2 separate regions of the Mus musculus genome follow, and region 1 is linked to region 2. A link is a loop called in an ENCODE intact Hi-C map of the cell type or tissue named here. Cell type or tissue: left cerebral cortex. All regions are shown on one strand. Links, peaks and the distances in the headings refer to the core of each region. The heading gives the core; the rest is flanking DNA.

What was found. Hi-C counts contacts between places; a loop is a spot of excess contacts. Peaks named below come from ENCODE experiments on the same cell type or tissue, not always from the same donor. Only the 100,000 strongest peaks of a DNase experiment are listed, where the experiment ranks them.
Region 1: it touches region 2 in a loop (2.5-fold over the local background); 6 of 42 quality-filtered maps call a loop at or near these places.

What each region holds. Positions count from the first base shown.
Region 1 is chr13:9,193,967-9,209,831 of GRCm38, forward strand. It overlaps the pseudogene Gm8784. Among named protein-coding and RNA genes, the nearest start is that of Dip2c, 75 kb to the right of the region's middle. In left cerebral cortex, for the core only: no CTCF peak of the experiment used is centred there; no DNase peak of the experiment used is centred there.
Region 2 is chr13:9,253,576-9,269,440 of GRCm38, forward strand. No RefSeq gene overlaps it. Among named protein-coding and RNA genes, the nearest start is that of Dip2c, 15 kb to the right of the region's middle. In left cerebral cortex, for the core only: no CTCF peak of the experiment used is centred there; a DNase peak (open chromatin) is centred at 7,459.

The DNA of each region.
Region 1 (15,865 bases), core at 5,055-13,054, 59 kb before region 2:
AGGCATCATTTCCATACATTCTGTTGTTCTGAATAAGTCCAAGGCCAGCCCAAGTTTATGCAGAGGGCACACAAAGCATAAGTACCAAGAGATACCTGTCACCAGAAAATACTTGTCTTAGTTATTACTGGTCTACTTCTGTGGAGAGACACCATGACCAAAGCAACTCTTACAAAGGAAAGCATTTAATTGGGGCTAGCTTACAGTTTCAGAGGCTTAGTCCATTATCCTCATGGTGGGAAGCAGACAGGCATGGTGCTGAAGCTGAGAGCTTCACATACTGATTGATTGATCGATCCACAGGGGGTGGGGGGGGTGGGGGGAGGGAGAGACAGAGAGACAGAGACAGACAGAGACAGACAGAGACAGACAGAGACAGAGACAAGGCTTGGTGTGGGCCTTTGAAACCTCAAAGTCAACCCTCAGTGACACCTCCTTTAACAAGGCCACACCTCCTAATCCTTCTAGTCTCAAACAGTTCCACGGACTGGGAACAGATGAGCTTTTGGGGGACCATTTTCATTCAAACCACCTCAACATCTTTAGAACCTGCTCTCCCACTATGAGAGTCCATCTATCTGGGCTGTCTTTATAGACAGACTGTTCTATGCCCAGTTTCACTCGGTGTCTGTTGCATGGATGGAACTCAATTATACAGGTTTTAATGGGTGGATAAACTATATAAACATGTGAATAATGTCATAGATTAAACTTATGGGAACTTGCCAAAAACCACAGATTTCGAGAAAGCATAAAAATCAAATGCTTATGATCGGAAGCTCCCTTGAAGTTATTTGCATTCTGCTGAACATTTAGGAAACTTGAGAACTGGTATTCTATGTAAACTTTTATCCCAATCATTCCATTGGGTGCTGGACAGCAGCTCCTACTGGCCAGTTAGGGTATTGCAGCCCAACTACACGAGGGTAGTGTGTGTGTGTGTGTGTGTGTGTGTGTGTGTGTGTGTGTTACAAATCTTAAGGAAGTGAACTGAATTTGTCCATTAGGAATTCTGTGGTAGAGAATGCACACTGCCTAGTGGAAAGTAGCAAGGGGGGAGGGGGCTAGCAAGATGACTCAGCGGTTAAGAGCACCTACTGCTCTTCCGAAGGTCCTAAGTTCAAATCCCAGTAACCACATGGTGGCTCACAACCATCCGTAATGAGGTCTGACTCCCTTCTTGTGTGTCTGGAGACAGCAACAGTGTACTTATGCATAATAATAAATCTTTGGGCTAGAGCAAGCAGGGCGGTCCGTAGTGAGCAGAAGTCCTAATTTTAATTCTCAACAACCACATGAAGGCTCACAACCATCTGTACAGCTACAGTGTACTCATATACATAAAATAAATAAATCTTAAAAAAGAAAGAAAGAAGTAGCAAGGGATGTTTTCCCACCAGGATGAATAGAAGGGACTGGAGTGTCTATGAGGGGTTCTTTACTTTCTCAACAAGTCTCAAGATCATCTTTCCATGCAAAAAAATTTAGCTGACTCTATTTCTAGAATACTTTATTTAAAAAGTGCTTTTAGAGCCGGGCGTGGTGGCGCACACCTTTAATCCCAGCACTCAAGAGGCAGAGGCAGGAGAATTTCTAAGTTCGAGGCCAGCCTGGTCTACAAAATGAGTGCCAGGACAGCCAGGGCTACACAGAGAAACCCTGTCTCGAAAAAAAAACAAAAACAAAAACAAAAACAAAAAAAAAGTGCTTTTAATATTATTACTTGATGTGTATGGGTGCTTTGCCTGCAGGTATGTCTGTGCATCACTTGCATGAAATACCAATGAAGGCCAGGAGAGGGCATTAGACCCTCACGCGGGTGCTGGAAATTGAACCCAGGTGCTCTGTTATAACCACTGGGCATCTATCTCTTCAGCCCCTGGAGAGCACTTTCACCACAAAGTTCTGAAAGTCAATGGTAAAATGGTATTTTCACAAATATAAAGTGATTTCATTTATTTGAGAACAAATGCTTCCAAGGAGGAAGAGGTTAACCCTAGACCAGGTTACCTGCCCCAGGTTACTGGGCAAGGTGAGTTTTCTAAGCACGTGGTCGAACCAGAGACGGCACAAAGTCTACAGCTATTTCTGCTGGACAGGGTCACTGAGTGACTATGGATGTTTTACTTCATCTCTGGCTGAGAGATCTGAGAGATTCATTTTTCCAGAATAATGGTCGTCACTCGGTTTCTATTGATTCTTTTGTGAACTGAAATGCAAAGGCTCAAAAGATGTTGAAATAGCTTACGTTATTGTTCTAGCTTGCTTGCTTGCTTGCTTCCTTCCTTCCTGATAGATCAGTCTGGAAGTTGCTATCTGTAGACCAGGTTGGCCTTGAGCTCACAGAGATCTACCAGCTTCTGCCTCTGAATCTTGCTTGTCTTCATTAAGTACTCAGGGAGCAGTGGTCCCTGCCTAAGGATTGGTCTCAGCAACGTGGAAAATCAGGTTGTTTCAAGTGAGAGGTTGGAACCAGCTGTATTTGCACATTGCCTGTAACCTTAGCACTCCATGAAGAGAAAGCAGGGAGATAGCCACAGATTCCAGGCTAGCCTGGGATGTGTTCAAATTCCATCTCAAAAGTTGCAAGCCGTCATAATAAGAAATGAGATGATGGTGCGCATCTGCTCGGCTCTGGTCCACATCCTCACCCTCCCGCGCAGTGACTGAGTTTAGGTTTCAGCCCTCAGGAAAACACTTCAGAAAGACCATCTATGGTAATAAATTCCATTTCCAAACTCCCATCAGAGTTGAAATTAGGGCAAATGCCCCAGGGCACCAGAGCAAGGTGAGGGACATGCGATATTAGATTCTGTTGTTCAGCCGTTTTCCTCCCCTAAATGCAGTTCCTGCCACTCCACAGTCTCATTCCCAGCACACCTCAGCGCCTGGGGATACGTGAGCTCCAACTGAGGGCCTTGCTGCTCCAAGTCTGACCTGCTAACCCTGAGGACATCTACCACTCAGGCGTTACTGGCCGTGCTGAACATCAGCCCTGGCAAAGCTACTAACTCAGATTCTGAGTCAGCAAGGGCTGCAGCCACGAACAAGAACAGACAATCTTAAGAGTGCTGGTCCTACTTTGGCTGGGCCGCCTCCTCTTCATCTTCCCCTCCTTCCTTTCCACTCCCCTTTCTATGTGACAAGGTCTTTTTATGTAGCATAGACTAACCCCAAACTTTGAATCTTTATGCCTCAGCCCCAAGTTCTGGGATTATAGACATGTCTGGTCCTACTCTTTCATTTCTAAGGAACAGGTCCGACCCCCCTTTCTTTTGCATGCATCTGTAGGTTTAGAGTTTAACATCAAGTGTTGCCTTGCCTCCCCCTCACACACCTTGTTTCCAACAGAAGCTCTCACTGAACCCAGGGTTCACAGATTTGGCTATACCAACTGGCCAATGAGCTACAACGACCCCACATGTCCCCAGGGCTCAGCACTGGGGTTACAGGGAGATCCCAGTGCTGCACCTAGCCTGTAAATGTGGGTGCTGAGAATCAAGCAGACTTCATGTTTATTTGGCAAGCACTTTACCCACTGAGCCAGCTCCCGGGCTCCCCATTTCTTCCTTTAAATCTCTCCTTGATGTCTAGGCGTCTTAAACACACTCTGGGCCCGGAAATCCCCATTCTGCTTTTGAACAGGCTTAACTTATGGGTTACAATTAATAAGTCACCGTGGGGGAGAATACAATATACAATTTAGGGCTGCCTGGCAGGCTTTTGCCACTGAGGACTGCACAGGCGCATGGGTGCATGCACCCCACCCCCAAGCCGTTTTGAAGTGTAACCACCGCTCCCTGCCTCCCCAGCACAAGTACACAGACATGTCTGTCTGCCACACACACCATCCTTTTTCTCCCCATTGTCTTGGTCCCAGCTACCCTCACCTCCAGCAGACTCCTGCTTCACACCTGTATCCCTGCAGTAGTCAGCGGGACTAGTTTCTTTAGGATATAGATGGCCACTCCATGTCCCTGTTTTAATGGTCCAGTAATGTCTAGGATTTTATGGCAAATGTGAAGTTTTTGGTATGTTCTGGAAGGTTCTGGATATCCTGGGTCACTCCCCACCCCTTCTGTCTCTCTCTGTTTCTGTCTGTCTCTGTCTCTGTGTCTGTCTGTCTCTTCCTCTCCCCCTGTCTCTCTGTGTCTCTGTGTCTGTCTCTCTGTGTCAGTCTGTCTGTCTGTATCTCTCTCTCTCTCTCTCTCTCTCTCTCTCTCTCTCTCTCTCTCTCTCTCTCTCCTGTGTTTGACTGGCCCACCAGTCCAGACACCTGCTCCTACTGTCCCCGTGCAGGTGGAGTATTGCTACCCCAGCTGGTGCCTCTTGACTGCACACACCCATCCCCTTCCGGGCTTTGTTTTCTCATGAGGCTTCTGGATATTGTGGATTTGTTTGTAACCTGGGCAGGGGTTGGTCAGTCACTCAAGCTCCTAGGCACACAACAGGTTCTGTAGTGTAAGTATTTATTGAATGAATGCGTGAGTATTAGATATCATATTTCAGGAATTGGCAGGTAACCAGACAATGGATTCTAAATTACACATTCATATGATGTCACATGATGACACTCCTCCCCCACTGCCATCAGGATCCTTTTTTTTTTTCCCCCTTTTAGTTTTTACCCTACATCTTCCTGTGCAGGCTAGAGTTACCTACATTCAGAAATTAAATCTTATCAACTCAGTCTCTCCACTTTTTCAGAGCTTGTGTCAATCAGAGGGTGATCCTGAGCTGGGACGATGGCTCAATGAGTAGAGCGATTTAAGTGATTTCCGAGCAAGCACGAGGACCCGAGTTCAGACACCCACTACTCCTGTAAAGCTAAGGGCAGTAATGCTTGTCTGTAATCCCAGCACTCCTAAGAGATGGGAGGCAGAGGCCACAGAATCCTGAAAGCCTGTGGGCTACTAGCCTAGAGTAGTGCACAGTAGCAACTGTGCTTAGTCTCAACCAAGGGGGAAAGCAAGGACCAACACCAGAGGTTGTCCTTTTACTTCCATTTACAAGCCTTGGCATACAAATGCCTGCGATCACACATGCACCCACCCACCCACCACCGCCAGTACACAGAGTTGGGGTTTTTGTTGTTGTTGTTGTTTATTTGTATTCAGAGTGATCTCGCCTTAGGTTTTTCTCCGCCCCGAGTTCAGGGAGTGTTCTCAGCTGGGTTGGCTTGGAGTTGCTGTGGACTGAGCAGAGCCAAGTTGGGCCCCAAGCTGTCCAAGAGGAAGGGTCACTGGTTTTTAATTAATACTGCACTGGTCACAGCTTTCCTTTCGCCCAAGCCAGCACGCTCTAATACAAACAGGACTGGAGCCGCCCCGTGGCCACGCCTCTTTTCATTTGCATACAGTTTGCTGGCCCTAGTCTGCTCCATCAGCCCCACCCGTGTGCGTCCCACATCTCTCCTCCCATCCTTATTACTGCCCTGGTTTTGGCACCTCACTTCCAACACAGTTTTTTTAAACGGGCGGGCCAGGGAAGATCCGGCTGGGTGATTGCTCTAGAGGACTATGGAGAAGACAAAGCCCTACCACCTCTCTAGCCTCCTGAAGCAAGTGATAGTGACACACAGGGAGAGATGGAATGTGAGGGAGACCCTGAACACAGGTGGTGGTTGTGCAAGCAGCTGCTGCTGTGGCATCCCTTACCTGTACACAGCGCTGGCAGCCACCAGTGTGAGCCTGCCCAGCATAGCTAAGGTGTCTCCACAATTGCCAGAAGAACCTTGGACTTCAGGCAACCAGAGAGTGCAGAGCCTTAGGCAGAGGCAAGGATTCAGTGCTCAGAGTACTGGGGCAGCCTGGGGCCACCCTGTCTCCAGCACCCTGATAGCATGCATTTGCACTTAGCTTGCACTCCAAAGATGACGACTCACTGTTTTGAAAATCAGTCGATGAAAAAGCTATTTCCCTAATTGTCTTAAAGGGGTCTCATTCTTTCCTTCCAACTATTTGTTTGTATTGTGTATATGTCTGTGTTACGGTGAATATAGAACCCAGAGGTCACCCTCTGCTGTCCTTCAGGAGCAGACAACTGTTTTGACAGTTTTGTCTGTTTGTTTTTGTTTTGTTTGAAGCAGGGTTTCTCACTGACTTGGAACTTACCAAGTAGGCTTGGCTGGCTGGTCCGAGAGCCCTGGGGAATCTGCCTGCCTTCCCTCCCTGAATTTGCCAATACTGGGATCACAAGCATGCCTGTCTTTATAAAAACAACGTGTTTAACCTGTATCTATTTATTTATTTAAAGATTTGTTTTAGCTGGGCAGTAATGGCACACACCTTTAATCCCAGCACCCAGGAAGAAGAGGGAAGTGGAGGCTAGCCTGGTCTACAGAACAAGTTCCAGGACAGCCAGAGATATACACAAAGAAACCTGTCTTAAGCTACCCTCCCCCAAAAGATTTTATTTCTAATTATATGTAAGGTGTGCTTTCATGTGTACATATGAGTGCACGTGCCTGCAGAGGCCAGAAGAGGGTATTGGATGCCCTGGAGTTGGGCTTACAGGTGGTCGTGAGCCACCTGACATGGAAGCTGGATCCAAACTCAGGTCTTCTGCAAGAGCTGAGCCATCTCTCCAGCCCCATAAATTGATCTTTATTTTTGATTTGTTTTTGAGAAGAGGTCCCACTTTGTAATCCTGGCCAGCCTGGATTCACTATGTAAACCAGGGTGGCCCCTGTGTGATAGAGACCCTCCTGCCCTTATGCCCTAAGCTCTTTTGTAATCCAATACCATATAAAATGAATATACATATATACACATACATATGACTTCTTCTGTGTGAGTTAGAGGTCAAGAAATCAGAAGGCTCAGAAAGAATACATGAGGGAGGGAAGGAGGGACAGAGGGACAGAGGGAGGCAGGGAGGGAGGGAGGGAGGGAGGGAGAGAGAGAGAGAATATGAATATATGAATGAATGAATGAATGAATGAATATATGTAGGAGTATGGGGCAACCAGGTTTAGGATTTCACTGCAGGAAACAACAAAGAGGTTTCAGGAAGTAGAAGAGAAGAGGTTAGGAGCTTGGAGGAGGAGTTTGGCAGTGATGTAAGCAATGGGCGGAGCGAGGAGCTTCTAGGGGTAAGGCTAGACCTCAGTACAGAGTGCTTACTTTTCTCATCTTCTTACTTTTGAGATGTGTACCATCTCTTCTACCTTCAGGCTTCCGTCTAATCCCTTGTGGTTGTAAACGGGATTTTTAAGTTGGTTGAAGAGGCTCTACTTTAAACTCACTACTGAGACAGTCTACTCCACTCCGTAGCGTGTATGAACAGTCTCTATCTGGCCTTATGTGGGCTCTTGGAATTGTTCTCCTTGGCACTGGCTGTTTGGCCACTAAGAAGTTTACAGTGATCATGGGCAAAAGGTTTAACTGAAGAAAGAATGCCTCCGCACAGAACTGAGCTTTGCCAGTGTGACTGTCTTTCTTCTTGTAAACATCTCAGTGACTTTCTCCGTTCTGGTTATGTCTCAACAATGACTTTTCCCACTCTGGTAACATCTCACAAACAGCTTCGGGAGCCTGCCCCAGGCTCCACTGTCGGCCTCTTTCAGCCTGAGGGAAGCACCTGGCCTGTGCTTTCTAGGTCTTTGTGTCAAGACTGCAATTGCCTTCGGGCATTTAAAAAACCCCATTTACTCTTTCTCTCCCTAAGAATCCTGGTCCTACATCGTTTGCTGTCTGCACTTAGAAACAATTTCAATATCACGTGAATATCTCATTTATTTATTAAATCTATTACACCTAATTTTCCAACCTTTTGACAGAAAGTCAAGACTGTATATTGGTTATTTCTTTGTAGCCCCAAAGAGAAGACATTTCTTCCTTTCTTCTTTCAAGCTTGGATAAAGGCCATACAACTCAGGTTCCACACAATTTGCCCGTTTAAAGTGCGCCTTCCAAGAGTTCTCGGTATGACTATAGAGTTGTGTCGCTGTCAGCACAATTGACCACAGAACATTATCAACACGTGAAAAGAAACATAAAAGTCATGAGGTGTCATTTTTCATTATCCTCCTCTTCTGATCCGCACCCCCTCCAAGAAATCATTTATCTGTGTTCTGCATCTAACTATAATTATAAGGACTCATAAATATTTCCTCCTTTTCCTTGCTAACTGTTCAAGTGACTGAGGACTGCCACTCAACTTCCTACATCAACTTTAAAATTAAAAATTGATCAACTGATTGATGATTGATTGATTGATTGATTGGGGTGGGGCTGAGTATATAGTTAGAGGACAGTTTTTTGGAAGAACCCCCTTCCATCCTGTGGGTTCTGGGACTCAAATTTAGGTTTTCAGGCTTGATGGTAAGTGCATCTAGCCACCAGGCCATCTTCTGGGCCAACATCAACTATTTTAGACAGTATTTGTCTCTTTCAGTGTGTTAGTCTCCATGTTTGTCTGTGTTTTTTGCAAATTACAGGATTCCACTTTTTTTTTTGTATAAACAAATAGTATCTCAGTGTGTTCCATTTCATATACCTATTGCTCCTTTGTATGTCATTTTTTGGAAAAATGACTATTGGGAATGTGGCTCCTTTTCAATTGGGTTATTTGCTCTCTTGTTATTCTTTGGGTTCCTTATAGTTGACTCTTTTTTCCCCATTCTGTTTATTGACTCTTCACCTTGTTGACTGTTTTTGGTTTTTTGTTTGTTTGTTGTTTGTTTTGTTTGGCTAGGAAAAGTTCTTTAGCTTGATGTCAACCCATAATCCCATTGTTGTTGTTACCCGCTCCGCCCCCTGTTTGAAACAGGGGCTTTCTGTGTAGCCTCAGATGGGTTCCAAATTTGGGATCCTCCTGCCTCAGCCTCCTGAGAGCTGGGGTTATAGACATGCTCTGTTACAAATGCTTTTTGAAGACATTCAAAAACTCATTGTCCAAACCAATGTCACGAATCTCTGCCCTGTGACTTCTTCTAGTTCATTATTTTGGGTCTCACCTTTGAGTGTGTAGTCAACCTCAAGTGGACTTTTGTGTAAATTAAGATGTAAGGGTTGAATTATTCTGCATGTCCAGTTTTCCCAACACCATTCCATGAAAGGAATAGAAAGAGTAACTCCTGCCCTGTGTGTGTCCTTTGTTGACTTATGCCTGGCAGTAAATGCACAGATTTCTTCCTGGACCTCTTCCCTTACATTGGGTTTTACATTTATTTTCATGAGACTACCTTGCAATTTTCATTACTGAGGGTTTTTGCTTTGTTTTGTTGAAATGGAGGTTGTTTCTTTTGTTTACAAAACAGGTTATCACAATGTAGCCTTGGCTGGCCTTTAACTTGCTACATAGAGCAGGCTGATTTAAAAACTCATAAAGATCTACCTGCTTCTGCCCAGTAAGTCCTGGGATTAAAGGCATGCACCACCATACCTGGCTTATTACTGTGGTCTTGACTATATTTTGAAGTTAGGTAGCATGAAGGCCTCCTGCTTTCCCCTGCCCCCACCCCGCCCCTGTTTGTTTGTTCATTGTGGAAGTTTGAACAAGAAATGTCTCCCATGGACTTGGGTGTTTGAACCCCTGGTCCCCAGTTGGTCCTGTTGGGAGGTTTAGGTGCTACAGCCTTGCTGGAGGAAGCTCACTTGAGGTGAGCTTTGAGATTAAAAGCCTTGGCCATTTCCAGTCTACACTCTGCTTTGTGGTTTCCTTTGAAGATGTGAGCTCTCTCAGTTCTTTATGGCTTCTGCTTCCTGTCATTATTTCCCTGCTGTGATGCACTCTTATCCCTCTGGAACCACAAGCCAAGACAAAGTGCTCCTTCTAAAAGCTGCCTTTGGTCACGATGTTTTGTCATAGCATCAGAAAGTGACTAATACATTTGTTTGGTCAAGATCTCTGTGATTGTTGGCCTTTGTTGCCAACCTGACTGGCGCGCACACACACACCTCTGGGTGTGTCTCAAAGGATGCTTCAGAAAGATTTTACTGAGGTTGATGTGAGTGTGGGAGGCACCCTCCATGGGCTAAGGTCCAGAACTGGATACGGAAGAGAAACCGAGCTGAGCACCAGCAGCCATCTTTCTCTGCATCCTGGCTTTGAACACAGTGGGGTCAACTGTTTCATGCTTTGATGCCATGTCACCTCTACCATGAAGACCAGACCCTAAATCTGTGCCCTGAATGAACCCTTCCTCCTGTAAGTTGCTGCTTATCAGATATTTTGTCACAGAAATGAGAAATGCCATTAATACAGATGTTCTCAACATGTGGGTCACAATTCCTTTGTGATCAAACAACCTTTTCCCAGGGGATGCCTAAGACGCCGGGAAAACACAGATATTTATGTCATGATTCACAACAGTAGTAAAATTATACTTATGAAGTAGCAATGAAAATAATCTTATGGATGGGGGTCACCACAGCATGAGGAACTGTATTAAAGAGTCACAGTATTAGGAAGGTTGAGAAACACTGAGTTAATGCAATGGCTTTGGCTGTTCAGTATCCTTTGTAGTTTGTACACATTTTAGGACTACTTTTTTTGCGTCAGCAAGATGGCTCTCGATGTAATCCTCGATGGCCTAGAGCTCGCTATCTATGAGGTCACTGGGCTGGCCTCAAACTCTCTGAGATCTGTCTGCCAATGCCTCCCAAGTGCTGGAATTAAAGGCATGGGCCACCACCCCTGGCCCTCTGATGTTGAAGTATATATACTTCTAGTAATGTCCTCTGGTCATTTGTGCCTTTGTTATTATCCAGTGGCTTTCTTCCCTCTTTTTAACAGTTTTTTACTTAAAGGTTTATTTTATTTGTATAAGTAAAGCAAGCCCTGTTCACTCTGTCTGCCACTTGCTGGGGTATCTTCAACTAACCTTCAGCTTCACAATGTGTGTATCCTTTTTTTTTATTACATATTTTCCTCAGTTACATTTCCAATGCTATCCCAAAAGTCCCCCATACCCTCCCCCCCCACTTCCCTACCCACCATTACCATTTATATTGGCCCTGGTGTTCCCCTGTACTGGGGGATATAAAGTTTTCGTGTCCAATGGGCCTCTCTTTCCAGTGATGGCCGATTAGGCCATCTTTTGATACATATGCAGCTAGAGTCAAGAGCTCCGGGGTACTGGTTAGTTCATAATATTGCACCTACAGGGTTGCAGATCTCTTTAGCTCCTTGGGTATTTTCTCTAGCTCCTCCATTGGGAGCCCTGTGATCCATCCAATAGCTGACTGTGAGCATCCACTTATGTGTTTGCTAGGCCCCGGCCTAGTCTCACAAGAGACAGCTATATCAGGGTCCTTTCAGCAAATGCTTGCTAATTTATGCAATGGTGTCATTGTTTGGAGACTAATTATTGGATGGATACCTGGATACGGCAGTCTCTAGATGGTCCATCCTTTTGTCTCAGCTCCAAACTTTGTCTCTGTAACTCCTTCCATGGGTGATTGTTTCCAATTCTAAGAAGGGGCAAAGTGTCCACACTTTCGTTCTTCTTCAGTTTCATGTGTTTTGCAAATTGTAACTTATATCTCGCTATACTAAGTTTCTGGGCTAATATTCACTTATCAGTGAGTACATATCATTTGAGTTCTTTTGTGATTCTGTTACCTCACTCTGGATGATGCCCTCCAGGTTCAACCATTTGCCTAGGAATTTCATAAATTCATTCTTTTTAATAGCTGAGTGTACTCCATTGTGTAAATGTACCACATTTTTTATATCCATTCCTCTGTTGAGGGGCATCTGGGTTCTTTCCAGCTTCTGGCTATTATAAATAAGGTTGCTATGAACATAGTGGAGCATGTGTCCTTCTTACCGGTTGGGACATCTTCTGGATATATGCCCAGGAGAGGTATTGCTGGATCCTCCGGTAGTACTATGTCCAATTTTCTCAGGAACCGCCAGACTGATTTCCAGAGTGGTTGTACAAGCTTGCAATCCCACCAAAAATGGAGGAGTGTTCCTCTTTCTCCACATCCTCGCCAGCATCTGCTGTCACCTGAATTTTTGATCTTAGCCATTCTGACTGGTGTGAGATGGAATCTCAGGGTTGTTTTGATTTGCATTTCTCTGATGATTAAGGATGTTGAACATTTTTTCAGGTGCTTCTCAGCCTTTCAGTATTCCTCAGGTGAGAATTCTTTGTTTAGCTCTGAGCCCCATTTTTTAATGGGGTTATTTGATTTTCTGGAGTCCACCCTCTTGAGTTCTTTATATATATTGGATATTAGTCCCCTATCTGATTTAAGATAGGTAAAGATCCTTTCCCAATCTGTTGGTGGCCTTTTTGTCTTATTGACGGTGTCTTTTGCCTTGCAGAAGCTTTGCAGTTTCATGAGGTCCCATTTGTCAATTTTCGATCTTACAGCACAAGCCATTGCTGTTCTATTCAGGAATTTTTCCTCTGTGCCCATATCTTCGAGGCTTTCCCCCACTTTCTTCTCTATAAGTTTCAGTGTCTCTGGTTTTATGTGAAGTTCCTTGATCCACTTAGATTTGACCTTAGTACAAGGAGATAGGAATGGATCGATTCGCATTCTTCTACATGATAACAACCAGTTGTGCCAGCACCATTTGTTGAAAATGCTGTCTTTCGAGGCCCATTGGACTTGCAAACTTTATATGCCCCAGTACAGGGGAATGCCAGGGCCAAAAAGGGGGAGTGGGTGGGTAGGGGATTGGGGGGGTGGGTATGGGGGACCTTTGGGATAGCATTGAAAATGTAAATGAGGAAAATACCTAACCAAAAAAAAAAAAAAAAAAAAAAAAAGAAAAATGTGGTTTTCTTGATACCATATACTGGGACTTAGAATTGAAGCTCAGGTAGTGACATCTACAGAACTTACATCTAGGATACGGAAAGATGTGCTCCACATCAACAATAAAGCAAACCACCAACCATGACACTTAAAATGAAGGCAGTATATTGGCCTTCCTTGCATACTATTATTTATGCAAAGTAATAAAATTAACTTATGCAAAATAGTAGTACCATTTCAATTTTCTGTGCTGATTTATGATTATCCAAGCATTTTCACAATAAATCCTCATTGAATATTCAAAAAAAATGCTGTCTTTCTTTCACTGGATGGTTTTAGCTCCCTTGTCGAAGATCAAGTGACCATAGGTGTGTGGGTTCATTTCTGGGTCTTCAATTCTATTCCATTGGTCTACTTGTCTGTCACTATACCAGTACCATGCAGTTTTGATCACAATTGCTCTGTAGTAAAGCTTTAGGTCAGGCATGGTGATTCCACCAGAGGTACTTTTATCCTTGAGAAGAGTTTTTGCTATCCTAGGTTTTTTGTTATTCCAGATGAATTTGCACATTGCCCTTTCTAATTCGTTGAAGAATTGAGTTGGAATTTTGATGGGGATTGCATTGAATCTGTAGATTGCTTTTGGCAAGATAGCCATTTTTACAATGTTGATCCTGCCAATCCATGAGCATGGGAGATCTTTCCATCTTCTGAGATCTTCTTTAATTTCTTTCTTCAGAGACTTGAAGTTTTTATCATACAGATCTTTCACTTCCTTAGTTAGAGTCACGCCGAGATATTTTATATTATTTGTGACTATTGAGAAGGGTGTTGTTTCCCTAATTTCTTTCTCAGCCTGTTTATTCTTTGTGTAGAGAAAGGCCATTGACTTGTTTGAGTTAATTTTATATCCAGCTACTTCACCGAAGCTGTTCATCAGGTTTAGGAGTTCTCTGGTGGAATTTTTAGGGTCACTTATATATACTATCATATCATCTGCAAAAAGTGATATTTTGACTTCATCTTTTCCAATTTGTATCCCCTTGATCTCCTTTTGTTGTCGAATTGCTCTGGCTAGTACTTCAAGTACTATGTTGAAAAGGTAGGGAGAAAGTGGGCAGCCTTGTCTAGTCCCTGATTTTAGTGGGATTGCTTCAAGCTTCTCACCATTTACTTTGATGTTGGCTACTGGTTTGCTGTCGATTGCTTTTATCATGTGTAGGTATGGGCCTTGAATTCCTGATCTTTCCAAGTCTTTTATCACGAATGGGTGTTGGATCTTGTCGAAAGTTTTTTTCCGTATCTAACGAGATGATCATGTGGTTTTTGTCCTTGAGTTTGTTTATATAATGGATTACGTTGATGGATTTTCGTATATTAAACCATCCCTGCATCCCTGGAATAAAACCTACTTGGTCAGGATGGATGATTGCTTTAATGTGTTCTTGGATTTGGTTAGCGAGAATTTTACTGAGTATTTTTGCATCTATATTCATAAGGGAAATTGGACTGAAGTTCTCTGTCTTTGCTGGATCTTTCTGTGGTTTAGGTATCAGAGTAATTGTAGCTTCATAGAATGAGTTGGGTAGAGTTCCCTCTACTTCTATTTTGTGGAATAGTTTGTGCAGAACTGGAATTAGATCTTCTTTAAAGGTCTGGTAGAACTCTGCACTAAACCCATCTGGTCCTAGGCTTTTTTTGGCTGGGAGACTATTAATGACTGCTTCTATTTCTTTAGGGGATATGGGACTGTTTAGATCGTTAACTTGATCCTGATTTAACTTTGGTACCTGGTATCTGTCTAGAAATTGTCCATTTCATCCAGGTTTTCCAGTTTTGTTGAGTATAGCCTTTTGTAGAAGGATCTGATGTTGTTTTGGATTTCTTCAGGATCTGTTGTTATGTCTCCCTTTTCATTTCTGATTTTGTTAATTAGGATGTTGTCCCTGTGCCCTCTAGTGAGTCTAGCTAAAGGTTTATCTATCTTGTTGATTTTCTCAAAGAACCAATTCCTCGTTTGGTTAATTCTTTGAATAGTTCTTCTTGTTTCCACTTGGTTGATTTCACCCCTGAGTTTGATTATTTCCTGCTGTCTACTCCTCTTGGGTGAATTTGCTTCCTTTTTTTCCTAGAGCTTTTAGATGTGTTGTCAAGCTGCTAGTGTGTGCTCTTTCTAGTTTTTTTTTAGAGGCACTCAGAGCTATGAGTTTCCCTCTTAGAAATGCTTTCATTGTGTCCCATAGGTTTGGGTATGTTGTGGCTTCATTTTCATTAAACTCTAAAACATCTTTAATTTCTTTCTTTATTCCTTCCTTGACCAAGGTATCATTGAGAAGAGTGTTCAGTTTCCATGTAAATGTTGGCTTTCCATTATTTATGTTTTTATTGAAGATCAGCCTTAGTCCATGGTGGTCTGATAGGATGCATGGGACAATTTCAATATTTTTGTATCTGTTGAGGCCTGTTTTGTGACCAATTATATGGTCAATTTTGGAGAAGGTCCTGTGAGGTGCTGAGAAGAAGGTATATCCTTTTGTTTTAGGATAAAATGTTCTGTAGATATCTGTCAGATCCATTTGTTTCATAACTTCTGTTAGTTTCACTGTGTCCCTGTTTAGTTTCTGTTTCCACGATCTGTCCATTGATGAAAGTGGTGTGTTGAAGTCTTCCACTATTATTGTGTGAGGCGCAATGTGTGCTTAGAGTTTTTCTAAAGTATCTTTAATGAATGTGGCTGCCCTTGCATTTGGAGCATAGATATTCAGAATTGAGAGTTCCTCTTGGAGGATTTTACCTGTGATGAGTATGAAGTGTCCCTCCTTGTCTTTTTTGATAACTTTGGGTTGGAAGTCGATTTTATTTGATATTAGAATGGCTACTCCAGCTTGTTTCTTCAGACCATCTGCTTGGAAAATTGTTTTCCAGCCTTTTACTCTGAGGTAGTGTCTGTCTTTTTCCCTGAGATGGGTTTCCTGTAAGCAGCAGAATGTTGGGTCCTATTTGTGTAGCCAGTCTATTAGTCTATGTCTTTTTATTGGGGAATTGAGTCCATTGATATTAAGAGATATTAAGAAAAGTAATTGTTGCTTCCTTTTATTTTTGTTGTTAGAGTTGGCATTCTGTTCTTGTGGTTGTCTTCTTTTTGG
Region 2 (15,865 bases), core at 4,244-12,243:
AGACTCAAAAATTGAAAGTGGACACACAGCTGGCTCAGTGGGCAAAGACTTTCCACTAAATCTGACAATCTGGTTCTAGCCTAAGGGCCCTCACGGAGGAAGATGAGAAGGGAAGGCCCTCTGATCTCCATACATGTGGAGCACTCACAGACACATACATGTAATTTTAAAGTTTTTCATGGAAACATAACTATATAGGTTCTTAAAAATGGATTACTAGCCATGCATTTGGAAACAAACATGTCATGTTTAGAGAAATAAAATAAAAATTGAAATGCTTGTCAGGGGGCTGGTGAGATGGCTCAGTGGGTAAGAGCACCCGACTGCTCTTCCGAAGGTCGGAAGTTCAAATCCCAGCAACCACATGGTGGCTCACAACCACCCGTAATGAGATCCGATGCCCTCTTCTGGTGCGTCTGAAGACAGCTACAGTGTACTTTACATATAATAAATAAATAAATAAATCTTTAAAAAAAAAAAAAAAAAAGAAATGCTTGTCAGGAAACATGACATTATAAAAAGTGATATAGGTTCTAGAAATGAAAAATAACCAAAATTTAAAGCTCAGTGGATAGCAGTAAAACTTTAAAATCAGCTAATGAAAATGGAAAGATCATTTGCAAATGATTGACACTGTGGTACAGCTGGGCTCCTCAACTGACCTCCCTGAAGCAGCTTTCCCATTCTGAGGAAAAATTCACAGACTTTCAGTTAAAGAGGAAAAGTCCAGTAGACTCCTGTTGTATGTATATATATATACATGCAGAACATTGTATACTAAATAAACTAAGAGAGAGAGAGAGAGAGAGAGAGAGAGAGAGAGAGAGAGAGCCAATACTAGTGAAGTTGAGAGGCAAGATGGCTCAGTGGATAAGGATTTGATCTCCAGGACCCAAACGGTGGAAAGATAGAACTGACCCCTCTTAAGTTGCCCTTTGACCTCCATATATGAATGTGATAGCATGAATTTGTGAGCATACCTACACTAAATATATGCTTGATATCCATCAAATAAAAATTTGAAAGTTGATGCCAAATGATACCAAAAAGGAAAAACAACATGAAGGATAAAGAGAGGAGCACCGTTTAAAACACAGACATGAAAGTCAGACAAGCAGCCAATAAGAAGCTTTGTGACAGTCACAGCATCCAATAAGAAGCTTTGGGACAATCACAGCATCCGAAGTGAAGCTTTGGGACAAAACCAGGTTTGTTCTCAGCGAAAGAGGTCACAGTGACAAAAAGCTGGAACTGTGGAAAGATGACGATTGTGCAATTGACCAGAAATAGAGGCACAAATACTGTTCTTGGGATACAAAAAGGGTCTGTCACTATTGTCATGCACACACATATGAGAAAAAGATGTTAACAATGTCATGCCAGTGGATTTGAAAACACAGATGAGATGGACAATGTTTTAGTGAAGACTGCCAAGCTTAATTCATCAAGAAATAGGATGTTGGAATCACCTAAGGAGGGTCTTTCACACCATGAACCTATATCTAGGTTACAGAGTCCCTGGGAGCTGAGCGGGATTAAAAACAAGGAGAGCAATCCCAGGTCCACCAGGGTCAAATTGTTAAGCCAAAGATGAAGTGGATTTATTTTTGTGTTTTGAGAAGTGGTTTCTTGTAGCTCAGGATGACCAAAATTCAGAGGTCCTCCTGCTTTAGTTTAGGGAAGCAGCAATGGCCACTGAAGCATGAAAGCCTGAGTTTGGTTCCCCAAATCTTTTTGTGTGTGTGTGATTGCAGTGTGTGTGTGTTGTATGCATGTGTGTGCGCACGCATGTGGTGTGTGTGTGGTGTGTGTGTGTGTGTGTGTGTGTGGTATGTGTGTGTGTGTGGTGTGTGTGTGTGTGTGTGTGTGGTGTGTGTGTGTGTGTGTGTGTGTGTGTGGTATGTGTGTGTGTGTGTGTGGTGTGTGTGTGTGGTGTGTGTGTGGTGTGTGTGTGTGTGTGTGTGTGTGGTGTGTGTGTGGTGTGTGTGTGTGTGTGTGCATGTGAGTGTGCGTGTGCATGTGTGTGTGTTGAGGAGGCAGAGACAGTGGATCCCTGGAGCTTGTTGGTTAGCTGGTGAATCATCAAGTACCATGTAAAAATGAAATACTCTGTCTCAAAAACAAATAAATAAAGAAATAAGCCTATGTGGAAAGCTGGGCATGGTGTACATCCTTAAGCCAATCACTTGAGATTAGAAGAAGCAAATATATCTCTGTGAATTTAAGGCCATCCTGGTGCTACATAGTGAGACTCAATGTTAAAACACACACACACACACACACACACACACACACACACACACACACACACTCAGCAACAACAAAAACCCAGATGGAGAATGACTAAGGAAGAGACCTGAGGCTTGTACAAATATCACACTCACACATTCACACACACACACACACATACATATACACATACACTCACACACACACTCACATTCACAGATTCTCACACACAGATGACAATTATATACAAGTGATGATATGGATCAGAGTTTATTTCTTTTCAGAAATATTGGCGACAGAATAAAATGCAATATGACTTTAAAATGTTTAAAAGAATCAGCCAGCCCACTTAGAATATAAAATCAAGCAAGACTATCATTTAAAACTGAAGATGTGGTAAAGATATTCCATTACTGGCATAATTACACAAGGAAGGTCTTCATGACCCTAGAGAGCGAAGAAAGAGGATCTGAATGTAAACTGAAAGGAGAAAACATGATATGCTTTACAAATTTCCTCTCCTCATTTGTAAGAAAGGCGTGTTACTGGAAAACCAAATGCTGCTCCACTGATGTCATGTTTATAATGTATGTCTATATATGATCTGATGCAGATATAGAATCAGCAATATCAGATGTCAAAGAGAGCTTGTTCCTTATGAGGTTCATGCTGGAGCTGTGTGAAGAAGGTAGAAACTTAATCCAGGTTGAATGTTTGGATGTGAGACCCTTAGGGTATCTAGGGTTATGGAAGTACTCAGGACAGTACTGAGTTGGATCCCCGTAGCTTTATAAGGGAAGAGACTAGAAGAGATGCACCTGCACTCCCCCTGACTCTTGTCTTACGTTGCCCTGCATCCCCTAAAGATATACCAGCAAGAAGATCACCAGCATGTACAGCCTCTGAACCTGTCATCTCTAGAACTGGGGGATCACATACACTCTCTCTGTCTCTTTCTGTGTATCTCTCTCTCTCTTTCTCTCTTTCTCTATCTCCCTCCCTCTTCCTCCCTTCTTTCTTCCTTCCCTCCCACCCTCTCTTGCTTTCTTCATTTTGTTTTTTTGGGGGGAGGGGGGACAGAGTATCATGCTACCACTGAACTCACTATGTAGTTAAAGATGTCTGTAAACTTCTGACACACCTGCTTCTGCTTTCTCAGTACTGGGATTACAGGCAGGCACCACCATGCTTTTGATGCAGTGAAGAGTTAATCTTCACTGACTGAGCTCCCAGTGGGTGACTGAGCTTTGCACTGGCTGATTTTGTGTGTCAACTTGACACAAGCTGGAGTTATCACAGAGATAGGAGCCTCCCTTGAAGAAATGCCTCCATGAGATCCAGCTGTAAGGCATTTTCTCAATTAGTGATCTAGGGTGGGAGGGCCCAACACATTGTGAATGGTGCCATCCCTGGGCTGGTAGTCCTGGGTTCTATAAGAAAGCAAGCTGATCAAGCCAGGGGAAGCAAGCCAGTAAGTAACATCCCTCCATGGCCTCTGCATCAGCTCCTGCCTCTGGGTTCCTGCTCTGATTTCCTTTGGTGATGAACAGCAATGTGAAGTGTAAGCTGAATAAACCCTTTCCTCCCCAACTTGCTTCTTGGTCATGTTTGTGCAAGAATAGAAACTCTCACTAAGACAACCTTCTAGCCACCTGCTCTCATCAGCTTAATTTTGATATGCCTAACTAGCTCAATGGTTGGGCACTTCTAAACCTCCCCACAGTTAGCACACACTCCCTTCCAGTATTCGTGAGTGAATATTTTCTAAATCTATATTTTATCTTTGCTGCCCCAGACCCAAGCAGAGGAACGGCCCCTAGGGTCACTTCCCTGACTCTTACATGTTGGCAGGCTCTTAATTCTGATCTTTCTGCTTCCCAGTCATGGCATGATTCATCCTAACCCCCTCTCATGGCGCACTCCCCTCTTCTCCCTGTGTTTCTGGCCCTGGGATCCTAAAAAATCCTACCTCTTTTACCATGCCCAGTCACTGGGCGTTGAATCTTTATTAATTAGTCAAAAACCAGTTGGAGACAGAGACTCTCAGCATCTGAACTTGTAGATTCCTGTATGATTTTTGGAGCCGAATTAAGACAAAGCATTACAATTAATCCCCAATCTGCTTTGTTTAAGATGATCTTTTCCCCTGCCCTAACTCCCCATCCCATCCTCTCCTGTCCTCTCCTCCCCTCCCCTCTCTCCTCCCCTCCCTTCTCTTCCCCTTTTCTCCCTTCTCTTCTCCTCTTCCCCTCTGTTTGTTTTGTTTTGTCTTGTTGGGTTTTTTTGAGGTGGTTTTTCACTATGTAACACCAGAACTTGTTACTTAGAATATGGTGTCCTCAAACTTGTGTCCTCCCACCTTAGTCTCCTGAGCACTGGGATTGCAGGTATCTGTCACGAGACCTGCTGCTCTTTTCTCAAATTACCCCTGTGTTACAAGCAACAGAAATGAACCAAGAAAATAAGACACTAAAACAGAGGCTTAAGGAAACCTAGATGAGTTAAAATGGGATGCAAAACATTGTTTGACTGATTCAAACGAAGCCAGGGAAAGAAAGACAGGAAAGAAAAAGAAAGGGAGGAAAGGAAAAAAGAAGGGAGGGAGGGAAGAAGGAAGACAGAAGGAAGGAAGGAAGGAAGGAAAGAAGGAAGGAAGGAAGGAAGGAAGGAAGGAAGGAACAGAGACAACAAATAACAGCATGATGGGCCTAAAACCAAGCAAACAAATGAACGCTACATTGTTACTGTATTATAATATCCAGGACTTGGCAATGTAATGCACTATGATTGTAGATAATTGCTGTATTCTGCCTATTAGATTAGTGTTTTTCTTTATTTGGTAACCAAATGTAATTTTTTCCCCATCCTTTACAACAGGCCATTCATTGCCATTGCTAAGGTAATCACTTACTCTATCAATTTCTGTTCTAATTGATAGAGTTACTCTATCAATTCCTGTTCTAATTGTCTCATTTTTTTTCTAAGAAGATATCTCCCAATGCCTCTTGCTTTCTTCTACATACAGGAAGCCATCTGCATGCAATATTTTAATCCTTTTTAATTAATTTATTTATAAACACATACACACATACAAAGATACTCTGCCCCAGAAAAAGTGAAGCAACTTACCTAATGGGTGGGAATGAAGAAGAAACCGGGCAGGTACAGATACTGCCATTTCTTCTTCCGCGTGGGGGTGATGGTGTCCTTGGGACACAAGTTCTGTCTGTTGACAAGATAGAGGCTTGCAGGAGAGGGCCTTTCCAGGTCATGGACTACTCAGGAGCCAGGACCAGGAAGTTCATTTACCTGGCTATCTATGAACCACTTACTAATGAAAGTTTCATTGTAGGACAGGCATGGAGGCACATGCCTTTAATCCCAGATCCAGGAAGCAAAGCCAGAAAGATCTGAGTTTGAGCCCAACCTGTTCTATATAAGGAGTTCCAGTCCAGCTGGGGTTACATAGAGACTCTGCTGTAAATGACCAAGTCAGCCAAAAGATGTATTGTGAGCTGGGGGTGTAGCTCAGTGTTTATATTACTTTCTTACAATATAGACAGTCCCAGTTTTGATTTTCAGTCCTGCATAAATTGGATGCAAGCACTGATGGAGGAAGGACAATATAAAGATGGCTGCAGTATCCCAGAGTCGGAGTTTGGAGGGATGCTTCCACAAGCTAGAAACACTGAGGGATGGGCTGGGGAGATGTTCTGTCAGTAAACAGCTCACCATGTACACATGAGAATGTGAGGTTGATCCCAGAATTGGTGTGAAAAAGCCAGGCATGGGCTCTGACTCATACACACACACACACACACACACACACACACACACACACATACACACACACACACACACACACACTCACACACACACACAGAGACACAGATACAGAAACAGAGAGACAGAGATAGACAGAAACAGAGAGATAGAGAGAGACAGAGGGAGACAGAAACAGAGACATAGAGAGAAGACATGGAAAGAAACACACAAAGAGAAGAATAAATAACTGTTGTTGTAGTTGCCAATTAATCTCTTCTCTAATTTACCTGGCAGCAGTTAAGCATTCTTCACTAACCACCTCAATGTTCTGGTTTCCTGAATGAAAGTTGTGCATGTGTGCAATCTCGAGCACCCACCCACCCACCCACACCCACCGATACCCACCGATACCCACAGAGCTTTATATTTTAAACTCCTTAAACTGCTCAATGGCTGGGCCACTCCCAAACCTCCATGTGGCTTACACCTCCCTTCTGATTATTACTTACTAAAATCTATATTCCATCATTATTGCCCTAGACCCAGTGGGGGTGGGTGGGTGGGCTGGGGCCCCCTTTTTCTGGCTCTTACATGTTGGCTGTGTTCAGTCCTCCTTTCCCAGCAAGGCAGCTCATTTTCTCTCTCTCTCTCTCTCTCTCTCTCTCTCTCTCTCTCTCTCACTCTCTGTCTCTGTCTCTCTCTCTCTCTCTCTCTCTCTCTCTCTCTCTCTCTCTCTCTCTTCCTTGGTTCCTTGCCCAGGAATCCTAAAAGTCCTGCCTCTGTCTCCCTAACTAGCCATCAGCTGCTGGCAACTTTATTTACCAATCAAAACCAACTGGGAGCAGGGACCCTTGGCATCTTATGTGTGGATTCTCATGAAATTTTGAGGACCCAATTAACGTAATACATGCATTAGACCAAATCTACAGCAAATTTACTTTTAAAAAGTATATTAAAAAAAAAAAAAAGCTAGGTGTCCTGGTGAGCCCTTGTAACACCAAACACCAGTGCTAGGGAGGCTGGCTCAGACAGAAAGACAGACAAACAGACAGATAGATCCCTGAGGCTCGCTGGCCAGCCAGCCAGTCTAGCCAAATTGGTGAGTTACTGCACAGTAAGAAATCTTGTCTCAAGGACAGTGTCTTCAGGAGGAATGATACCCAAGGTTGACCTCTAGTCTCTGTGTGAATGTGCACCAATGTGTTGATTTACCCTTCCATACAGATGTATTATCCCAACACAGAGAGAGAGAGACAGAGAGAGAGACAGAGACAGAGAGAGAGACAGAGAGACAGAGACAGAGACAGAGACAAAAAAAAAAAAAAAAAACTCAAGGAATTTACAAAATTGCCAAAAGCTGAGAAAAGCAAGAATTAACCTTCCCGATGTCAGAGAATACAGTCCTGCTGACATCTTGGCTTAGGTTTTTCACTCCCAAAATGAGGCAATACACTGTGTTATTTAAAACCACCCACGTGTGGAGCTCTGGTATGGCAGCACCGGGGAATTTACCACCACATCTAACTTACACTGCAGCGTTTAAAAACAGCATTCTGCTTCTTTGTTTTAAAATATCTTTTTATAATATATCACATCTTAGAAATCATTTCTTTCATTTGACTCCATTTTTGTCTGATTTGTGTTCTGGTCCTTTAATGTCTTATGCTGTTTTGACTCAATTCTTAAGATATATCTCTTTGAAAATGTAAATGGTGCTCATGTCCACATTTCCCTCCACCTTTAACTCCCAATGTTTTATCTTACCTTCTCTTTAGTTACTATTTATTTTAAAGCTTAATTAATAATTAATTAATTTACATGTATGCATACATGTCTATGAAGCTCACATGTGTGAGCGGGCACATGTCCATGTGCATGGAGGCCAAAAGAGGTCATCAAGAGTCCTCAACTATCACTTTCCACCTACTCCTTTGAGACAAGGTCTCTCTCCCTGAACCTGAGTTGAAGTTTTCTCAGCCAGGCTGGAAGTCTGTAAGCCACAGTCATCCTCCGACTTGGAACTGGGGTTACAGGCAGGTTTGCAGTGAACAGCTTGCTTTATGGATGCTGGCATCCAAACTCTGGTCCTCCTTGCTCTTAAGAGAATTTTTGTCTAGAGTTTTTTGATAAGTGGATGAGGAGAGAGAGAGAGAGAGAGAGAGAGAGAGAGAGAGAGAGAGAGAGAGAGAGAGAGAGAACACTACTTTATTATGAAAAGGCTTTAGAATAGATTCCATGTAGTCACAAATGTGGTTTAGAAATCAAAGCAAAATCTCCAGAGTTAACACGTTTTCTATATGAACTTCCTCATTCTTGACCTCCCCCAGAGACACATTGTTCATGTGGCAATTATTAATTCTGCTTTATCCTGTGGTGGTTTGTGTGCATATCTTTCACTTCTTGAGGTCTGTCAACAGCATGAAAGCTAGCGAAAGCCCTTGATAAAGCTACTGACTCTGGAAAAGAGGATGCTGAGGGGTTGGGGGATGGCTTAGTTGGTAAAGTTCTTGTTGAGTAAGCACAGGACCGTGGACCCATGTGAAAAGCGGGTTGCATGCACTTGTAATCCACATCCTGGAAGTGGAAACAAGAGGCTTCCTGGAGCTTGATGGTCAGCCAAGCCAGCTTAACCTGGATCCAGCCAATCAAGGATCAGCAAGAGATCTCATCTTAAAAGGTAAGGTGGAAATCAATAGAGGAAGGCACCTGACACACACACGCACACGCACACGCACACACACACAAGCACAGTGGGTGCCATGAGACTTGTTCTAACTAGGTAAATGCCCTAAGTCTCTCATATTGGGGCCGTTACCGGGAAGCTGCAGTCCCCTCAGTACCTTTCTCCGTTCACTGTGGGAGTTTGGAAGCTGACTGGTGCAAGCATTTTGTTTGAGATACTGAGAGCTGTTTGTGTGACCATGTTATGACTCCTATCTTAGGCCAGATCCTCAAGGAGATGGTGTCCTTAACTCTGGTATTAGGTAAAAGGTCAAAAGTTGGGGCTTCCTCTTATCATACATTGAAAATGGACATACCAGAACCAAGAGATGGCAAATGCAGGAGCTCTGCATTATTTTATTTCATCTCCATGAAAGCGTCAGGGAATAACATGTGACAGTGAGCTGAGGAATAACATGCAAATCTCTCGGCTCTGGCTCCAGATTCAATGCTCTAGCAGCGCTGCCTAAAGTCTGCCTAAAGTCTGCCCACACTAGTGCCCAAGGTCTAAATGCAGGAGGGGAAACAACTGCTGACAGAATAGAGTTAGCATCTGATTTCTGCAGTGGGTCCATGAGAGTCCACACAGTGCATTAAAAGGCAGAGGTACCATGAGGTACAGCTGGGCAAAGCACTTCATTGAATGAGATCTTTTGCACTATGTATATGTATAATGCTTTATAGTCCAGTGTTCATTAGGTGTATCTAAGGGACACACCCTCATCTCCTCCAGTTCACCAGCCTTTGCTTACTTTTGGGTCTTATGTACGTTACTTTTCTCTTGCTTTTCAAACTGTCTGGCAGAAGCAATTCATGAGGGAGATGGGTCAGCAAGTTTGTCAGCCTGAGCTTGGTCTCCAGAACCCATGTAGTTAAAAAAAAAAAAAATGGATGTGGATGGCACATGTCTGTAATATCAACATTCCTGTAAAGAGATAGGAGGTGGAGGCAGGAAAATTGTCTTGAATCTAGTGGGCAAGCGAGCCTGGCGTATAGAAGCCTGTATAGCAGCAGAAATAGGAGACCCTGCTTCAACAAGGTGGAAAGGAAGAGCCAGCTCTCCAAAGTGTCTTCTGCTCTGCATTTCAAACATGCAATATACCACATGTGTATTTGTATATACATGTGTGCGTATGGCTGTAGTGCTCTTGTGTGCATGCACGCGCGCGCACACACACACACACACACACATAATTAGAAATTGTTTTAAAGAACAACATAGGGGGAAACAGTTTTTTCTTTCTTTCTTTCTTTCTTTCTTTCTTTCTTTCTTTCTTTTTTTCTTCCTTCCTTTCTTCCTTTCTTTCTAAAAAGAGTTTATTTATTTATTTTATATATGATGAGTACACTGTCACTGTCTTCAGACACACCAGAAGAGAGCATCAGACCCCATTACAGATGGTTGTGAGCCACCATGTGGTTGCTGGATATTGAACTCAGGACTTCTGGAAGAGCAGTCAGTTCTCTTAACCACTGAGCCATCTCTCCAGGCCCCCAGGGAAAAACAGTTTTTGTTTTGTTTTGTTTTGTTTTGTTTTGTTTGTTTTTCGAGACAGGGTTTCTCTGTGTAGCCCTGGCTGTCCTGGAACTCACTTTGTAGACCAGGCTGGCCTTGAACTCAGAAATCTGCCTGCCTCTGCCTCCCAAGTGCTGGGATTAAAGGTGTGTGTCACCACTGCCTGGCAGGGACACAGTTTTAAGGGGCAAGTGTGGTGTCTGGTTGCATATCTGCAGTTGGGACCCAGGGATGGGTTAATACTGCTCTTCAGTTTATGCTCCTCTACTTATTCAATCCAGGATCCTAGCTCATGGAATGGCTCCACCCACACTCAGGATATAGGTCTCCCCTGCCAAGTTAAATCTTTCTGGTAAGGCCTCAAAAGGGATAAGAACTCCACAGGAAGACCAACAGAGTCAACTAACCTGGATCCTTGGGACCCTCAGAGACTGAACCACCAACCAAAGAACATACATGGTATTATGGTTTGTATATGCTGGGCCCAGGGAGTAGCACTTTTAGAAGTGCCCCGCTGGAGTAGGTGTGGCCTTGTTGGGGTAGGTGTGTCACTGTGGATGTGGGCTTTAAGACCCTCATCCTAGCTGCCTGGAAGTCAGTCTTCCACTAGTAGCATTCAGACGAAGATGGAGAACTCTCAGTTCCTCCTGCACCATGCCTGCCTGGATGCTGCCCTGCTCCCACCTCGATGATAATGGACTGAACCTCTGAACCTGTAAGCCAGCCCCAATTAAATGTTGTCCTTTATAAGACTTTCCTTGGTCATGGTGTCTGCTCACAACAATAAGACCCTAACTAAGGCACAGGCTGAACCTAGGCCTCCCACACATAATGTAGCAGATGTACAGCTTGGTTTTCATGTTGATTCCAAACAACTGGAATGAGGCCTATCCCCAAAGCTGCTCCCTGTCTGTGGGTTATGTTTTCCTAGCTGGGCTGCCATGTCTGGCCTCAATGGGAGAGCATGTGCCTAGCTTCACAGAGGCTTGATGTCACCCAGTCAAAGAATGAGGAAAGGAAGGATTTTATGACAGATGACCCAGAAGGAGGCAGTGGGCAGGATGTAAAGTGAATAAGTAAAAAAACAAACAACTTTCTGGTTAGGACAGACCAGCACGCCTAGAAGTGAGCTTTGTGGTAATTGTAGATTCTTTCAAGTTGATAAAGAATATTAACCATCCTTGGCCTTGTGCTTGGGCTTCAGGCCCTACACAAACAGCTTAGGAACCGATCTGGATGGAGTCAAAGTGATTTATACCAATGGCTTTGTAAGATGTTGCACACGTCTAAACATTGTCTAAAACTCATCGTGAGTGTATGCAAAGTAAGTGAAATCCTTTCAATAATTCTTTGTCTTGGTTGAATATAAAAGAAAATAAATACAAAATAAACACTCCCCCACCCCCAGTGCTCAGTCACTTAAGTCCAGCTTCCATTTCTGAGGTCACACAGGTTAATTTTCTGATGCTGTTTGCACAGCTCCACTTTATGGTGAATGTAAACCTTTGCAGTCATAGAAAAAGAATCCAAAAATCACAAGTCAAGACATTTTCCCAATACACAGTCAGGGTAGTCAGATGAATTACAACAGAAGGAAAAATTCTGCTATAGGTTTTAGATATTATCAGGTGATGTTCTTGGCTTTGGGGTAGATGGAAGCTTTTGGTCTACTGAGTTAATATATTCCATGGGTTTTACCAGATAGGGGAGAGGATGCTAAGTCAGAACAAAGCAAGTTGGTTATTACAGGCACTGAAAATTTTAACTCTCACTGTCATGACATTGTTATCTAATCAGTTACCAGCCCTGTAGAATCTTTAACACAAGTACGTATTCCCCTCCGCCCGCCCCCCCCCCCCATCCATTAGAAGTGCCCTTCCACCACTACAGGTAATGAGTAACTGTCCCACAACATAGGGCTGACCACCTGCCCAGATGGCTCTGTGCACTGATGCTCTACAGCCAAATGCTTGGCGTTCAGATGGAGCCGTGGTGATGTGTTCTTTCTCCCTCCATGCCCTGATATAAACACTCATTCTTGTTCTTCCTGTGAGAGTTGGTTCAATAAGACACATACACCCCAAACCTTGATTTGATTCTTGGTGATCTAACCTGAACCATCACCCTACTCTATTGACACGCTTGGAATCTGGTATGGACTGGTACCTGTTAAATAAAACTTCTCTGCAGACTGGGGTTTGACTATCTCTTGACTCTCTCTCACACTCTCTGCCCAATTCCCATTGTCAAAAGATTAGTTTCATTTTCTTGTTTGGTGGGTGATAGTTGGGAAGGCCTGGGTCCCCTGGATATTCTTAGATGAGCATGTCTTTATATAAATAATGGAGGTCACAGCATCTCTAGTTGTTTTACAGAGTGTAGGAATGAAATAGTACAGAACCACTGGAAAATATTGCTCTTAGGTTCAAAGTGACACAATTCCAATGCATTTTTGCTGCTTGTGAGCTCTGTGGTGCAGTTCTGTTGGCAGAGTAGAAGCCACTTAGAAATGTCCTTGATTCCACCTGCAGGTTTGTTTGTTTTGCATTTTGAAGGAATGGGGTCAATTTTAAAATATTCTTTTTTATGTCCACTTTCTACTCTGTGGACTTTTTTTTCCATGATAGTGCGGGGAATTGAGCTTAGAGCCTCCCGTATGCCAGCTAGGCAAATGCTGAACCACTGAACTACATCTCTCGCCCATCTGTTGTAGATTTGTGTGTACGTGTTCATGTGTGTGAGGGGAAATGATGTGTTTATAAAAAAGATAACGAGAGGAGGGGATTTGTTTGGTGATGTGTGGTGAGGTATGGGGGAAGGGGGTGCCTCTGTGGGACCATGCTGAGGCATCCCTCCCCCCTGAGGAACCAGCCATGGGATGATATAGTATTGAATAGAGTTTTTTCAGGGCACGTGGAGGGGAGTCAAGAGGTAGTAGAGGCAGAAAAAGAGGCAGAGGGAGAGGGAGAGAGGAGTAGAGGCTGGCCATGAGCATGTGTGTGTGTGTGGGGGGGGGGGATGGGATGAGCGGGAGGAAGAGAGAAGCAAGAAAGAGAGGAGGGGCCAAGTAGCCCCTTTTATAGTGAGTCAGGCACACCTGGCTATTGACGGGTAACTGTAGGGTGGAGCATACTTGGCTGTTGTCAGGTAACTGTGGGGCAGAGCTTAGACATAATATTAACAGTAAGTATGTGCATTCCATGACAATGTGTATGGACATCAGAGGACAACCACTATTTCAGCTGTCACTCTTCACGTTCTGAGTTGTTTTTGACAGGGTCTCTTGTTGTTTGCTCCAAAGCTTTCCAGAGATTTTCTGGAAAAGAGGATCTGACTCCCCTGCCTCCACCCCTTCTCACTGAGGCAATGCTGGGATTGCAGGTGCATGTGGGTGCTATGCATCCAAGCTCAGACCTTCACACTTATACTGAAGAGGCTTTATCCAATAAATTCTAGACCTACTGTGGGCTTCCTTCCTTCCTTCTTTCCTTCCTTCCTTCCTTCCTTCCTCCCTATGTTTTTTTCTTTTCTGAGGCAGAGTCTCAATGCATAGCCCTGGCTGGCCTCAAATCCACCGTCTAAATCAGTGTGGCCCTGAACTCATAGAGATCTGCCTTCTCTAGCCAATGAATTAGTGGAATGTAAGCAGTATGCCACCATGTATCCAGTTCCCCGAGTGGATTTTCAGTGGCAAAATTTTAGTTTTCAACTTCTTTCCCCTCTACTTCTAAAGTCTTTGTGTTGTTTGTCTCAGCCATTTGTAGATACAAGTTCTGGGAATGCCAATTTGGACAATAGTTTAATTATCAGGCATTAATCAATCATAATTGGCAAAGGAAATATGCTGCAGAAAATTCATACAATCTAACACCAAACATGAATAATGTTCACATAATTTGCTACTTTGTGTTAGCCACAGCACCATTAGCAGAAGTGGTTTAGAATCTACCAAATTATCTAAAATATCAGAAATAATTACCTCTTGGTAATTGTACTTTGATGTGTGAAAACATATACAACGAAATATTTAGGCGGTTTGCCCAGGACACATATTCACAACTTGCTTTTCCATGAAAACATCTTTGACTGGCAGTTGAATTCTCAGCATTTGCATCAATGATGTGAGAAAGCAAACCCATGTAGTTTCAGACTCTATGGAATTATCTGTGGTTTCTTTCCCTTTGCTACTGCAATAGCTCTTAAGTAAATGGACCGAGTGGTGCATTAGTTACTGCCTAATTTTTATGACAAAAATACCTGGAAGAAGCAGCTTAGGAAAGAGCTTACGTTGGCTCCCAGTTTGAAGGCATGATCCATCAGGGTGGAGAAAGCATGACAGCAGGCAGGAGCGAGAGGCAGATATTCACTCTGCATCTTCATGCAGGTGCTCAGCCAGCTTTCTCCTTACCCCTTCTAGTGTAATCTGGGACCCCACACCATAGGATGATGTCATCCATGTTAGGGTGGGTCTTCCTTCCTCAGCTACACCTCTCTGAAATAATACTCCCCCAGACACATGTGTCTCTAATTAAGTTGACAAAGAAAATTAACTATCACAGCTGGTTTGCTGTTTCTGGAAAAGAATAGTAATAAAAGCGGAAACAAAAATGCACACAGAAGTCTCTGAATTTGGTTACAGTCATATAATTCAGTATATAATATAAAGTTTATATCTATCTATCTATCTATCTATCTATCTATCTATCTATCTATTTATCTATCTATCTATCTATGCTGTGGAAATGCCATAACAACACTAATGATCTTGAAATGCAAAGTTTCATGCAAGCGTCTCCAGCTATTTCCTAAATGACAATTAAATAAACTCAAACTTTGTGCCGCATATGTCTTGTCTTTAAGCCTGCCTGAATCCAGTTTTGGTAATTTGTTAAGATATGGTTGAACTCTAAGCAAACCATGAGTTCCCAGGCACTGTTCTTCATGGAAATCGCAGTGTAGGAAGATCCTGCAATCACAAGGCATATGCCACCCTCCTCCATACGATGTATTACTTAAGTATCTGGAGAGCTCAAAAAACAATAGTTTACAACCAACTTTTCTCAAGAACCTTGCAGGGGGTGGGGGAGATGTCACACGCAGAGGAAAACACAAAAATGAATAAATTCTTTCTTACCTTTATAGAGATTGGAATCACCTCACATTGTGTGGTGGCTTAAATGAGCAATGTCCCTCAGAGGCTCTGGTATTGGAACACCTGGTCCCCAGCTGGTGGCCCTGTTTGGGGAGGAGGTAGGTGAAGCTTTGTAGGAGGAACTATGTCTTTAGGGGTGGGCTTTCTGCTGTGTAGCCTTGCCCACTAGTGGTTAGCTCTAGCTACTTTGTGTTTATGATTAGAGATGTGATCTTTCAGCCCCCTGTTCTGTTGCTCTGCCTGCTGTTTGCTGCCATGGATCTCTAGAACCATGCACCTCCCTCTAGAACCATAAACCAATTAAACTCTGTCTTCTATAAGCTGCCTTGGTTGTGGTATTTTTTCCACAGTAACAGCAATAAGACTTAAGAAGCCAGGGTGCAGTTCGAGATACCCTTCTGCAAGGGGAGCAGTTTCTCTGAGCCTTCATTTTCCTTTTTGTTAGTGATCTCATGAATAAATAAACCGCCCCTGGCTAGCTG